Linked DNA regions of Homo sapiens: all the other regions are linked to region 2. The links are chromatin contacts, found by Hi-C or POLR2A ChIA-PET in ENCODE. All regions are on one chromosome and are shown on one strand. The core of a region is the stretch at or near the end of the contact, and the rest is flanking DNA. Distances in the headings are between cores, read along the strand shown. Region 1 has its middle 64 kb from the start of LINC00578. Region 2 overlaps LOC124906307 (a long non-coding RNA gene). Region 3 overlaps LINC00578 (long intergenic non-protein coding RNA 578).

Evidence for each region. Hi-C counts contacts between places; a loop is a spot of excess contacts on that map. ChIA-PET counts read pairs that join two places held with the same protein, here RNA polymerase II (POLR2A). Pooled maps may share reads with other maps.
Region 1: a loop to region 2 is called in a pooled map, with 2.5 times the contacts of the local background. The contact joins two enhancer-like sites. A Hi-C loop is called at or near these places in 2 of 37 single-sample maps with no recorded cell type and 3 of 50 pooled maps.
Region 3: a pooled map shows a loop between it and region 2 (2.4-fold over the local background). The contact joins two enhancer-like sites. A Hi-C loop is called at or near these places in 1 of 37 single-sample maps with no recorded cell type and 2 of 50 pooled maps. POLR2A ChIA-PET finds 5 or more read pairs at or near these places in 1 of 52 experiments (PC-9).

Annotation. Positions count from the first base shown.
Region 1 is chr3:177,375,423-177,379,736 of GRCh38, reverse strand. No RefSeq gene overlaps it. Among named protein-coding and RNA genes, the nearest start is that of LINC00578, 64 kb to the left of the region's middle. RefSeq lists an enhancer at 1,291-1,470. Within about 2 kb of position 2,421, at least 5 of the 41 ENCODE cell types and tissues checked have a DNase peak (open chromatin) inside an H3K27ac peak, as active enhancers do.
Region 2 is chr3:178,965,666-178,969,422 of GRCh38, reverse strand. All of the region lies in intron 1 of LOC124906307 (a long non-coding RNA gene), which reads left to right. Among named protein-coding and RNA genes, the nearest start is that of ZMAT3, 100 kb to the left of the region's middle. Within about 2 kb of position 2,227, at least 8 of the 41 ENCODE cell types and tissues checked have a DNase peak (open chromatin) inside an H3K27ac peak, as active enhancers do.
Region 3 is chr3:177,595,489-177,599,716 of GRCh38, reverse strand. All of the region lies in intron 2 of LINC00578 (long intergenic non-protein coding RNA 578), which reads right to left. Among named protein-coding and RNA genes, the nearest start is that of LINC00578, 160 kb to the right of the region's middle. Within about 2 kb of position 2,081, at least 28 of the 41 ENCODE cell types and tissues checked have a DNase peak (open chromatin) inside an H3K27ac peak, as active enhancers do.

The sequences.
Region 1 (4,314 bases), core at 1,172-3,671, 1.6 Mb after region 2:
CCTGGCATAGTATATTTTAAAAGATTCCACATAGCTTTCTTATATGCTGTCAAGATTGACAACAACTGCTTCCTTTTTTTTTTTTTTTTTTTTTTTTTTTTGAGACAGAGTCTTACTCTGTTGCCCAGGCTGGAGTGCAATGGCGCAATCTCGGCTCACTGCAACCTCCACCTCCTGGGTTCAAACGATTCTCCTGCTTCAGCCTCCTGAGTAGCTGGGACTACAAGTGCACACCACCACGCCCAGATAATTTTTGTATTTTTAGTAGAGACGGTGTTTCACCACATTGGCCAGGCTGGTCTCAAATTCCTGACCTCAAGTGATCCACCCACCTCAGCCTCCCAAAGTGCTGGGATTACAGGAGTAAGCCACTGTGCCTGACTGGCACAAACACTTTAAATCCAACTGTCAACTCTGCGTCTTCTTTTGTAAGTCGCCTGGCTGCCCAAAGGCCCAAGGCTTCTCCTCCCTCACACCTGTGCCCATATATTCACTTCTGTCCACTAGGCAGCAGACTCCACAAGGGTGAGGGTTGTGACTTTCCTGTGTGTTATATATGAGAGCCGAAGCAAAGTTTCTCAAATCTCCCTTAGCTAGAAATAAGATTGTTTCCACATTACTGGCATATTCTGCAAACACAAATGAAGATTAATGGCTAAAAAGAGGAGAGGTACAGGAGCAAGAACCCAGGGAAGTGTTGATATTACCGATTTTAAAAGATGTGTGGGGGGTAAGTGGGAAACAGCACAAGACAGGGAGGAGTCAGCCTATAGTGAAATATGCACTAGAAATAGACCAGCCCTCTCCCCTTCAGAAGCACAAAACACATGGCAAGAACGGAGTCTGCCTCCACTCCCATCAAGCTCTGCACTACATTTCCCAGAAGTGACTTTTTCCACCCTTTCTTTCCCCTCTTTTCCATCAGTATTAAAGCCGGGCGCAATGGCTCACACCTGTAATCCCAGCACTTTGAGAGGCAGAGGTGGGTGGATCACTTGGGGTCAGGAGTTCGAGACCATCCTGGCCAACCAACACGATGAAACCCCATCTCTACTAAAAATACAAAAATTAGCCAGGCATGGTGGCGGGCACCTGTAATCCCAGCTACTCAGGATGCTGAGGCACGAGAATCACTTGAACCCGGGAGGCAGAGGTTGCAGTGAGCCGAGATCTTGCCATTGCACTATAGCCTGGGCAACAAGAGCGAAATTCTGTCTCAAAAGAAAAACAAAAAATAAAAAATAAATAAAGGGGTGAAAAGGGACTCCCCTAACCCTCACTGCCACAGTGGTGAGAAAAGAAATCTTCTCACACCCCTAGAATCCACATAGTAAGAAGGGACTTTCCTGCCTACGTGACAAGATGGGAATCCCCTGTCACAGAAGCATCTAGAAAGTAAGGGATGTCCGTCCGTAAATAGAGTATGCACCTCCCAGCCAAGGAAACCGATCTTCCTTGAAGAACAGCTCTATCTACACGTTTCATACACTGTCTCATTGAATCTGCTTTATCATTCCCATTTTACAGACGAGGAATCTGAACTTGTCCATGGTCACAGAACCAGTGAGTGGTAGAATCCAGTTGTCAGTCAATACATGTCAGAATAGTTCCAAAATCACTGTTTCTTCCATTGTAAAATGCACTAAGTTGTCCTCGTGGTCAACTTATTTTAGTTTTTTGTTTGTTTTTTCCTTTTTTTTCTATAGGTGGGGCAAGAGGCAAAGAAGATGTTTTATGTTTTTTGTTTTTGAGACGGTGTCTCACTCTGTCTCCCAGGCTGGAGTGCAGTGGAGCAATCTCTGCTCACTATAACCTCCGCCTCCCAGGCTCAAGGGATTCTTCTTCCTCCACCTCCCTAGTAGCTGGGATTACAATCACTCACCGCCACACCTGGCTAATTTTTGTATTTTTAGTAGAGACGGGGTTTCACCATGTTGGCCAGGCTGGTTTTGAACTCCTGACCTCAAATGATCCACCCGCCTCGGCCTCCCAAAGTGCTGGGATTACAAGCATGAGCCACTGCACCAGGCCAAGAAGATAGTTTTAAAGGGAGAAGTCAAACAAGATGGTAAAGGCTAAAAAATTGTTCTCAAAATGTTTCCAAAATATCCCTTATCATCTTGAGACGGAAGGCAACTCATTGTTGATCTCATGTTAAAGCAACACAGAATAACACCATAAACTTTTTCCATCTACCGTTATCAAGATCAAGGAACCTGGGATTTGTCTTTGTAAATATTATTGACAAACTCCAGGCCAGCGGGGGAAACCCCTATATAGCCCTAGGGAACACACTTAGCCCAGCCTATGTTCCCCAGCATTCTCGGGTAAAACCCAGCTTTCCCCAGGCAAAAGGTGAAGGTGCATAGGAAGTCCAACCCTGTTTGGGAGACTGCCAGACAGAGCCGCCTTCTCAGACCCACTCACCTGGAGCTAAGGTGCCAACACGGGCGTCACTTGAAAATAAGCAGAAAAGCTCTGCAAGTCCCGGCACGGCCACACCACCTCTGCAGTTGCTTCCATTGGAATCACTCCCTGACTCGCTGCTATGCCAGTTTATTTTGTTGCTTATATTCATTAGATGAAAATGATTTAATTAGGCGATTACGTTCGGGCTTGTTTGGTGTGCAGTATCACTCCTGCATTTTTTGGTTGTGTCCACGTATTTAAACCTCAGGGGAAAGGAGAATATTTTTATTCCCATGGCACCTGTCCTTTAGGACAAATTAAATATTGTTTTCTCTTGCTGCCTACCTCATGATCTCACTGCTTTGGGGCTGCATAATGAGAAAGAAACCATTTCAGTAATTGCCATATTGTGAAGAGCTGTAGGGAACGTTATAGCTACTGTATCATAGTACTGAAGTTTTCGTTTATAGGAATAAAAATAGTGATAGAGGAGAGTCCACAAATGCATTGTTTTTCAAGGCTGGCTCAGTCTTTGACTATCTGTGCCCCCTTGATAAAAAATGGCCAAAGATATGCAGACATAGTCTAACTCCTCTTTTCTCATCTGTGCACGTTCAGGAGAAGCAACCATGAACATGAAACAAAAGGGGAAAAACACAGAATGTTTCAGTGCCGTGCATGCAACTGATGCTCAAAGAAAAAAAAGAAAAATACTTGGCCGGGCGTAGTGGTTCATGCCTGTAATTCCAGCCCTTTGGGGGGCCGAGGTGGGTAGAACACTTAAAGGTCAGGAGTTTGAGACCAGCCTGGGCAACATGGTGAAACACCGTCTCTACTAAAAATACAAAAATTAGCTGGGCGTGGTGGCGTACGCCTGTAGTCCCAGCCACTCAGGAGGCTGAGGCAGGAGAATCGCCTGAACCTGGGAGGTGGAGGTTGCAGTGAGCTGAGATTGTGCCAGTGCACTTCAGCCTGGGTGACAGAGCAAGACTCCATCTCAAAAAAAAAAAAAAAATACGGCTGGGTGTGATGGCTCACGCCTGTAATCCCAGCACTTTGGGAGGCTGAGGCGGGTGGATCACAAGGTCAGGAGATTGAGACCATCCTGTGATTGGTGAAACCTCGTCTCTACTAAAAATCCAAAAAAAAAAAAAATTAGCCAGGCGTGGTGGCGGGCGCCTGTAGTCCCAGCTACTCGGGAGGCTGAGGCAGAAGAATGGCATGAACCCGGGAGGCGGAGCTTGCAGTCAGCCGAGAATGCGCCACTGCACTCCAGCCTGGGCGACAGAGCGAGACTCCGTCTCAAAAAAAAAAAAAAAAAAAAAAAAAAAACAAACCTGCTGATTTGATTTTTAATATGATTTACATTCTAGGTCTTTTCAAATGCCCTCAACATTAAAGACTAATGCTTCTGAACAAAAGCAAGTTCTCTCGTTCCCCAGGAGTCCCCTCTGTACTTTCCAATCCCCTCCCCCTCCAAATCACTCATACAACCCTTCCATAATTTTTCTCAGGCTCAATCCTATACATAAAGTACCATCTTTCTGATTAGGATCTCACATTTTATCATTTAGTAGCTCCTGAAATCTTTGCTCCTCCTAGGAATGCCTTTTAATCTGTCTCCCATACCCACACACACTAGGATGTGATTCCTATCATTCCTCTTCTCGAAACATCTCACAAAATTAATGTACTTATTTGCCTATAGGTAACAAAGACTTTATTTCGTATGTCTGCTCCTTGTTCAACTGCTTTCCCCCATAATGATACAGCAGTGAATATAGTAAGAAAACAGGAATCCATCTGCTGTGTTGGAGACAATCTCTATACCCAGTTTGCTCCTTGTCTGCAGTGATACTTATGATGGCATTTAAGAGAGCCTAGGGAGAAAACCAGACTGGAAAC
Region 2 (3,757 bases), core at 978-3,477:
TCATACACAGTGTGTATGTGTGTCTGTGTTGTGTTTGGTGTGTGATAGAGAACTGATTGATAACAATCGGCCCTATGATCCTCCCCTTTCTGGGTGTCCTAGAAGATGGGCTAAGGGTATGATGAGAGAGGGGTGTTGAGCTTTCCAAGTTAATGCTGTAAGTATTTATTAGAGGGGTAGATTATGGAAGAGGATAGAGTCCATATTTAGCTAGCGTCTTCAAAGAGGAACTGATACCTTCAAGTGAAAGAAAATGTGCATGTTGCCTTATAGAGGCGTTCTTCCTGGCAGGTGACATGCTGTGGCTTTTTATAGAAATGCCTAAATGTCTCAATTATTCTTGCTTTATTTAAATTTTTTCTTTCTTAAAAATAGGATAAATAATAACAGTGACTGCTTATTACAGAAGAAGGTGATTAACTAATGAATTTAAACTTACTTGAAGTTTCTGGAGAAGACTGCTTTGGAAGAAAAAGGCCTATTAGTGTTAAAACTATTAATTATCTTCTAAATAATAATTGTTTATAGATGATTATCAGTGAATTCTAGGACTTGAGCCTCTCTTCCCCCATTTAAAAAATTAAATACATATGTGCAGATTAAATATCTATGTCTTTCATACGCAGCTATCAATTTTGGAGTCCTTGTTGGGACTGGAGGTCAATAGGAGTCACCTTCTTATGGTTTTACATTACCTCTGACATTGCAGATAAATTCACAGTCAAGGAAGTGCTTTTGCAGAAGTTTTCTTAGGTCTTGCAGAAACCTAGTGAAGAACGGTGAGGATTAGCCATGGGGGTTTGGAGTTTGCCACTCCGTGACTCTGCCATTCAATGAGCTCAAGCCTCTGGTCCTGACTCATCTTGTCTGTGCTTCTCCCATCATCCCTCTGCCCCTGCCTGTGGAGAGGTTGGGGTCTGCTTTGCGCCATTGTCTCCTCACTCCCAAGTCTTATCCGTGGTGACTGGGTCTATGCCGGAGAGGAGGAGTCCTCTCATTTGAACTGTGGCATCTTAAGGCTCTATGTGACTATTTTGCAAATGTTCTTAATGATAGGTTTAGAGTTTTCTTTCTTTTCTCTTCCTATACCCTTTCCTCTTCATTTCCTATAGGGCAAAAAGAGTGAAGATAGTAAAGAGTGAATCCTATAGATTTGATTATTTTCCATTAATAATCCAACAGAGTGTGTGGCACATGGTAGATGTTCAATAGACAGCTGATAAATTAATGAATGAATAACCACACTCATATCCACACTGGAAGGTGGTGTATATGGTTGTAGAGTGTGAGCTCTGGAGTCAGACTACCTGGGTTTGAATTTCAGATTTAGTAGCTAGGAGACTTTAGGCAGGTTACTTAGTTTCTCTGCCTCAGTTTTCTTATCTGTAAAGTAGGGATAAAATTCTCTCTCTTGAATTTCTTGTGAAGAGTAAATGAGTTAGTAAGTAATAAGGGCTAAGAATAGTGCCTAATACATATTAAGTACTCAATAAATGCTATTAAAGTATATTTCCATATGTAATCTCATTTTATCCTAACAACTATTTGGTGACATAAATGAGACAGGTATTTCTGGACCTAATAGCTGAGGAATCTCAGGTTCACAGGACTGCTAAGCAGTAGAGGGATGTCTAACATTCATTCTGATTCCAAGGTCTGATTTTTCTAGATTGAAGTTATTTGTTTAGTTTTGAAGGTGATTAAAAGACATTTAAAAAGAAAAGCAATTAGCTTTGATTTCAGTAAAGGTTATGGGTCTTGTAAAAGGTCAAAATCACTTTCTGTGGTTGAATGAGATGAAAAGAGGTTGAATGAAGTAACAAAGATAAGAACTGGTGCTACAGAAATAATGAGTCGTTATCAAAACACCTCAGTGTCTCGGGGAAGAGCGAAAGAAGCACTTTGGAATAACCAAGAGAAAGAATTAATCAATCTGATTTAAAACTGAATAATACCTTCTTTATTTTTCAGTGTTAGCACTGAGCTTTTGCTGAAAATTCACTTTGCTCTAAAATGGCCTAATTTTTCCTTTTAATTTGCATTTCCTTCCTGCCCAGATGCGACTGGCAGCAGCCCAGTGGTAGTTCCACTAAAGCAACTGTGCTACAGCACCTCAATTTGGATCTCAGAGCTGTCCTTTTACATTTGCTTCTTTGCATAATTTGTCAAACTTTGTAAGTTGCACAGCAAAATTCTGCCAATAAAGAACAGGAAGTTTGGGTCATCCTTCTGGGTTTACTGTTTTATATTTGTTTTTTCAGCAACTGGAGTCAAGCTCTGGTGAAAGTATTAACACATTAGCAGTTTGGAATTGCGCTCAAGGCTTCTGTTCAATGAATATGAAAAAACTGAGCAACAAGGAGACTTGGGCACATTATTTATACATTTGGTGAGCTCATTCACTCGCCCAGGGAAATCAGGCAGCACAGCCGCCAGCCCAAGGTTAATTTTGTTTTCTTCTCAGCCAGGAACAGGGTGTGCTATTACACAGAGAGAAATGAGGACTTTTTAATTGGCAAAGAGGAACTTCTGCTGCATAAAGAGGTATTCCAATCACTGGAGGTCAACAGAAATTCTTTCAGATTTTAAAATCTTGCTGTGTTCAAAGTTTAATGCAAAATCCTTCAAATTGCTAGTATTCAAAAACCCTGCATTAACTGTTTAGAAACAGAAGAGGGCACCTCATCATTCCTTATGCCAAATTTATTTATTTATTTTTTTAAGCGTGAACAGGAAACTGGCTTGCGAATGAAAATGAAAAACCACTTCCTTTTCCTAATGAATGAATGAAAAGATTCTGTTAATATTTTTAAAAGCTTAACTATGAGTAGAAAAGCTGTATTCACTTTCTAGTTTCAAGAGACCTCAGAGTTTAAGTTGGAGACTAGCCATAAAAAGTTTAATTCTATTATAAAGTGGCTGTCAAATACAATGCATTTAGATTTTAAACCAAGAGCCGCCTGGATATCCTTCTTTTCTATTGGCTAGGTAACCAGTTAATTAGGGTAACTCCTCCTTTCTTCTTCTCCTCATGTTTGAATCCCAGTTTTTCTCAGAATTAAATCTTTCTAAGCATCAGTGAATCTTTTAAATTTTATGCAAAATGTGTTTGTGTATTTTTCTAGAGGAAGTTTGGAGTTTTAATCAAATTATCTACCCTTTCCTGGGTTAAAACTCCAGGAAGTTTCCATGTTTAATTCTACCTTATGCTAATTGAGATTTTACTCTATATTCTGTCATAATAAATACTATTAGAATAAAAACCTTAGGACTTTTCTAATAATTTAAACCATAACTGTTATGGAATGTAGCAACAAACCTTTTGATTGTCTTTGATATTCTTTGTATTAAGTTTTAGACAGAGTCAAAAGGAAACTTTTCAGTCTAACCTAATCACTTTAATTACTGGTCCTAGAGGGTAGCACTGATTTGTCCTGGGTTACACGAGCAGTGAGCATGAGAATTCAGAAGTAATAGACCGGTCTTTTACCTTTACATTCTTTTAGTCTATATTCTTTTCTCTGAGTCATGCTTGGTTGAAAATTTGCACTGATTCATACATTTATGGAATCCTTATATTGCTCTGCTCACACATATGAGTTGCTTTTTTTTTTTAAGAGTTGAGGGTCTCACTATGTTGCCCAGGCTGGAGTACACTGACTATTCACAGGTGAGTTCATCGCTCACTGCAGCCTTGAACTCTTGGTTTGAAGTGAGCCTCCCTCCTTAGCCTCCTGAATAGCTGAGACTATAAGCA
Region 3 (4,228 bases), core at 832-3,331, 1.4 Mb after region 2:
TCTTGCTCCATTCTTTCCCACACCCTTTCCACTTCTGCCCTTTGCTTGTATCACAGCTTCACTTGTCAAGGTTCTTATATGAAGATCTATTGTGTCATTTTAAAGATTTGTAAGGGCCCACATTGCTAAAACATAAAACGAACAAGAACTGACTTGTGTGCATAGAATAGGTCTCTTTCCTCAGAAAAGGAAGTGGCTTGGGAAAAAAAAATCCACAGGGTAGTTTCCAATATCACTACATTCTGGAAGTCGAGCTAGAGGAAGTAAGTTGGATGCTTACTTAATAGCCCTCACCAACAATGGTTTCTGGGACCAAAATGAATAGCACTTTTTGTTTTATTTTGCTTCTACCTTACTTTATACTAATTATATGAAGTGGGTTTTTCAATGTACTCTCTGCTTTTACATTCTGTCATCAGCTCACTTCCTCCCTCCCCTCTGCTTCCACCAGTTGGGGAAAAGTCTCTCATACATGATTATTGGCAAAGTGTTCCCACAAGTCATTAATTGAATCCTATTTCCCACAATAGCCATAGTACAAATTATTTTACATATCCAATTGCAAAATAGATGGCCCTGAATTTGTTTTTAAGACACTCATGTTATACAACTCAACTAGTATGGATGGAAGAAATCTAGTCTTTAGCATTATATATTGGTGTCCTAGTTCGTCAGGATCAAATTGATAAATATGAGAAAATTAAGCTAGGCGCTAAGTTTCGTGAGGGTATGGACCATTTCTCGCCACCCACCCCAATGCCTAACACAGTCCTGGCATGTGGATGGCATCAATAACATTTGAACTAAAATGTAATCGAATTGAATAGAAGTTTAATGATATCGCCAAGCTTAATTAGGCTGCAGCACTGTAAAAAAAAAAAAAAACTGGATCCTAAATAGACTAGTAGGTTCAGAAAACCCTGTCTGGTGGGTATCCGTCTGCACAGCATAAACAGACTGCTGCATTGACTGGAGAGAAAATAGGGAGGTAGGAATTTGCCTATGCAAAGCCAAGAAGCTGGCACTTTCCACCATTGGGTATGCAACCTGGTGAAATTTGGCAGTCAGTCTTAGCCAAAGGGGAAAGAAGCCACTCTGTCTTTAAGGACAGGCTTTCTGGAGAGACCTGCTTTCAAAAATCTCAAGGCCGTGACAAGTCACCACAAATCCGTCCTTTGCTAAACTGACTCTAAAGTGAAGCAACTGACTCCCTTCTGTGTTCCAAAAGCTTTTACATATTCAAGAGTCTTTTTCATACAGTAGCTCCAGAAAGACCTTTTTGAGTTTTTTTTTTCTTTTTTTCCATTTTAAACATCTTTTGTCTGGCAAATAAAGTCATCCTTCATCATTTTAATGTGTAAAACATTTCCAGCCAAAATGTGATTGAACTGTGCCAGATCAAAGGTTATAATGCAATTTGTCCAAGTCAGTAGGAAAATAGAATGTTAAGCATGAGAAACATTCTGAGACAGCAGGGGTGAAATGTAGTCCCCTCTCCACTGTGAACAGGGTAAGAGAAGATGAAAACCCAGGAAAAACAATTCAGCAAAAAAACAAGAACATTCAAAAGCCCAGAAGAGAATTCTGAAGTGCGGAGAAGACCTGGAGAATGTCATATTAACGATGAGTGGCAACTGAAAAAAAAGAAGAAAACCTTTCAGGAAGTAGAGGATACACGAAGTCAACAGGAAATGAACTGTGGGTTATTTAAGGTTATCTGAGAGCTAAATGTGCCCTAAGTGTGACCCAGTAAAGGAGGAAAGGTCTCTATAGAGATGCTAAGAGGTTGTCTGCTGGATGCATTACAGTGGGTATTAGACTTCTGGTTGTTTTTTTTTTAATCAATATGTGATCCAAGAATCACATCAAAGAAGGCCTCTCCTCCAAGCCCCATAAGCCAAACATAGGCTGCCTACGTTTGAAAGACCTGTACATACACAGATCCCATCCCTCAACTGCCTCCGTGTGTTTTTAATGGACTCTTCACAAGCCTAAACTGGCTATGTTCCAGCCATGAAGCATGAGGCTGGAGAACAGCTTTTTTGTCTTCACCAGCCAAGCATTCACTTCCTGTGAAGCCAGATAGATAATGAGAGGGAAACAAAACCGCGTTGCAGGGTCATCAGTTCAGCCTTGCCGCTTCTAAACAGAAATATATGTAGTGAATCAAAAAAGGCTTGTCTGAATGTGCCTTGGTCGAAGCACTGAGAGTCTACCTAGAGCATTCAGCAATGTCTGGAGCATTTCTGGAAGCCATCCACAGGAAACTGAAGCCACCGCATTGATTTCATAAGGATTCATTCTCCCCAGGCTGCTGGGTTTAAAATGGGCTGAGTGAGCCAGAGTACAAATTCAAATTTGCTTAGGCAATACCGAATCCTGCTAGATTGTAACCCTCTGCTGCCAAACTTCTGGAAAACTGCTTAAATTATGGCCATAATGTCTCTTGTCAGAAAACAAATGGATAAAGTCTTCTCCCACTTCCTGGGAAGAAACCAGTAAGCTGGGATAGCTTGGAGCACACTGGAACATTGCAAACCACAAATGTCTAAATTACCCAGCCAGGTGAGTCCATCCAGTTCTGGTCTGAAATGTGCCCTGAAGCAATACAGACATGCAGAACAGAGTTGCCCTGGCATAGTCAGCAGCGTGGAAAGCTGTGTGATTAAAGCCAAGGGATGTGCATGGGAGTTGTATGAGTGAGCAGAAGGAGGTATAGCTTTTGATACAATCTTCCTCCTTTGGGATGGAACACTTACACCTCTGGTTTTCATTTGCAAAGAGAAAAAAAAAGCAAAAGAATAAACAACAGAAAATATGACTTTGGATGCTTCTTTCAACATCTGAGTAAACCTTTAAGGAGATTCCAGGCAATAGAACTTGGCACTGTGCTTCACAAGTTGGTGTAAAATAACTGGTGCCAAATGCTAAAAGGGAATATCCTTATGACTCTGCATGAAAACTCTGGCAAAGCCCACTCCCTTGCAAAAGGGTCTTCCATGATGCTTTTGCCACAGAAATCCAGTATAATTCCACAGCACTGGGGTCTGGCACCTTTTCCTGGCATGACTCCTTGCTGTACGTATATGTGTATATCCAAGCATCTATGCTTAATGAGCATGCACTCAAATTCTATCTGGCTCGCCTAGTTAACAAGGTTTGGGCAGTCAGGAATATGTTGGGGCAATCACAGCATGGTTTTAAGATAAAAGGAAGGTGTTCTCTTCCTGGAAAGACTCCAGCAGTCCACAACCTAGACAAAGCCACGTCTGAGTCAGAGCCTGTGACCTGTGAATGTGACCAGTTCCCCAGAGTTTCTGGAAGACTTCACTGTAGTCTCCTTCAGCAAGTGAATTGCTCCCAGTCCCACCTCAAGCAAGTTGACACTGAACAGCAAATCTGCCCTATATTCAGCTGAAAATTCATGTTGGTTTGAAAGCCAAGAGGAGGGGATAAAACCTCTTGATGAAGCTAATAGGAGGGGTTTACATAAAGATGCAAATACAGTTGAGAATAATCTCCAAATTGGAGGTGGGGTTATGATTGGTCCTCATCTCTAGAGATATAGACAAAATCATTGCTACTTTAATTATTCATCGACATAACACAGGGATCAGTCACTACGGTTTAATAAGAGAAATTGTATTCTAGCGCCACTGACCTCAAGGAGCTTACAACAGTCATCATAAGCAATACTTGTAGAGGTGTTTGACATTTCACAAAATGCTTGTTGCATGTATCAGTGCAGAGATATGTAAGAGAAACATAAACTAAATGAGAATAAAAGAGTCATTATAAACTGGTGTATAATAATACATCAAATGACTAGTACTAAGAGTCATCACTGGGATATCAGAGGAGAAAATGGCTGCTTCAACCAACCAAAGGATGATTGGGAATGGAAAGTTTATGAGATGGGAGATTTGAAAGAGGAAAAACATTCTTACCAGAGAAGATAAACATCTTTTTTTTCTGTCAGATAACAAACTATATTTTGAACCTTTCTATGTTGTAGGCACTGTGCCAGGTGCTGGATTTATAACCACAAAAACAGAGGGGCAGAATGTCTGCATTTCCAGTGGGCAAGACAGACAATGTGTAAGTAAACAAGTAAATAAACAAGAGAATCAGATAATGCAATAAGTGCCGTGAAGGAAATAAATAGTGATGTGACAGGTCTTTTTTTTTTTTTTTTTAGTTCTCTATTGTGCACGTAGCAAGTGCTCAG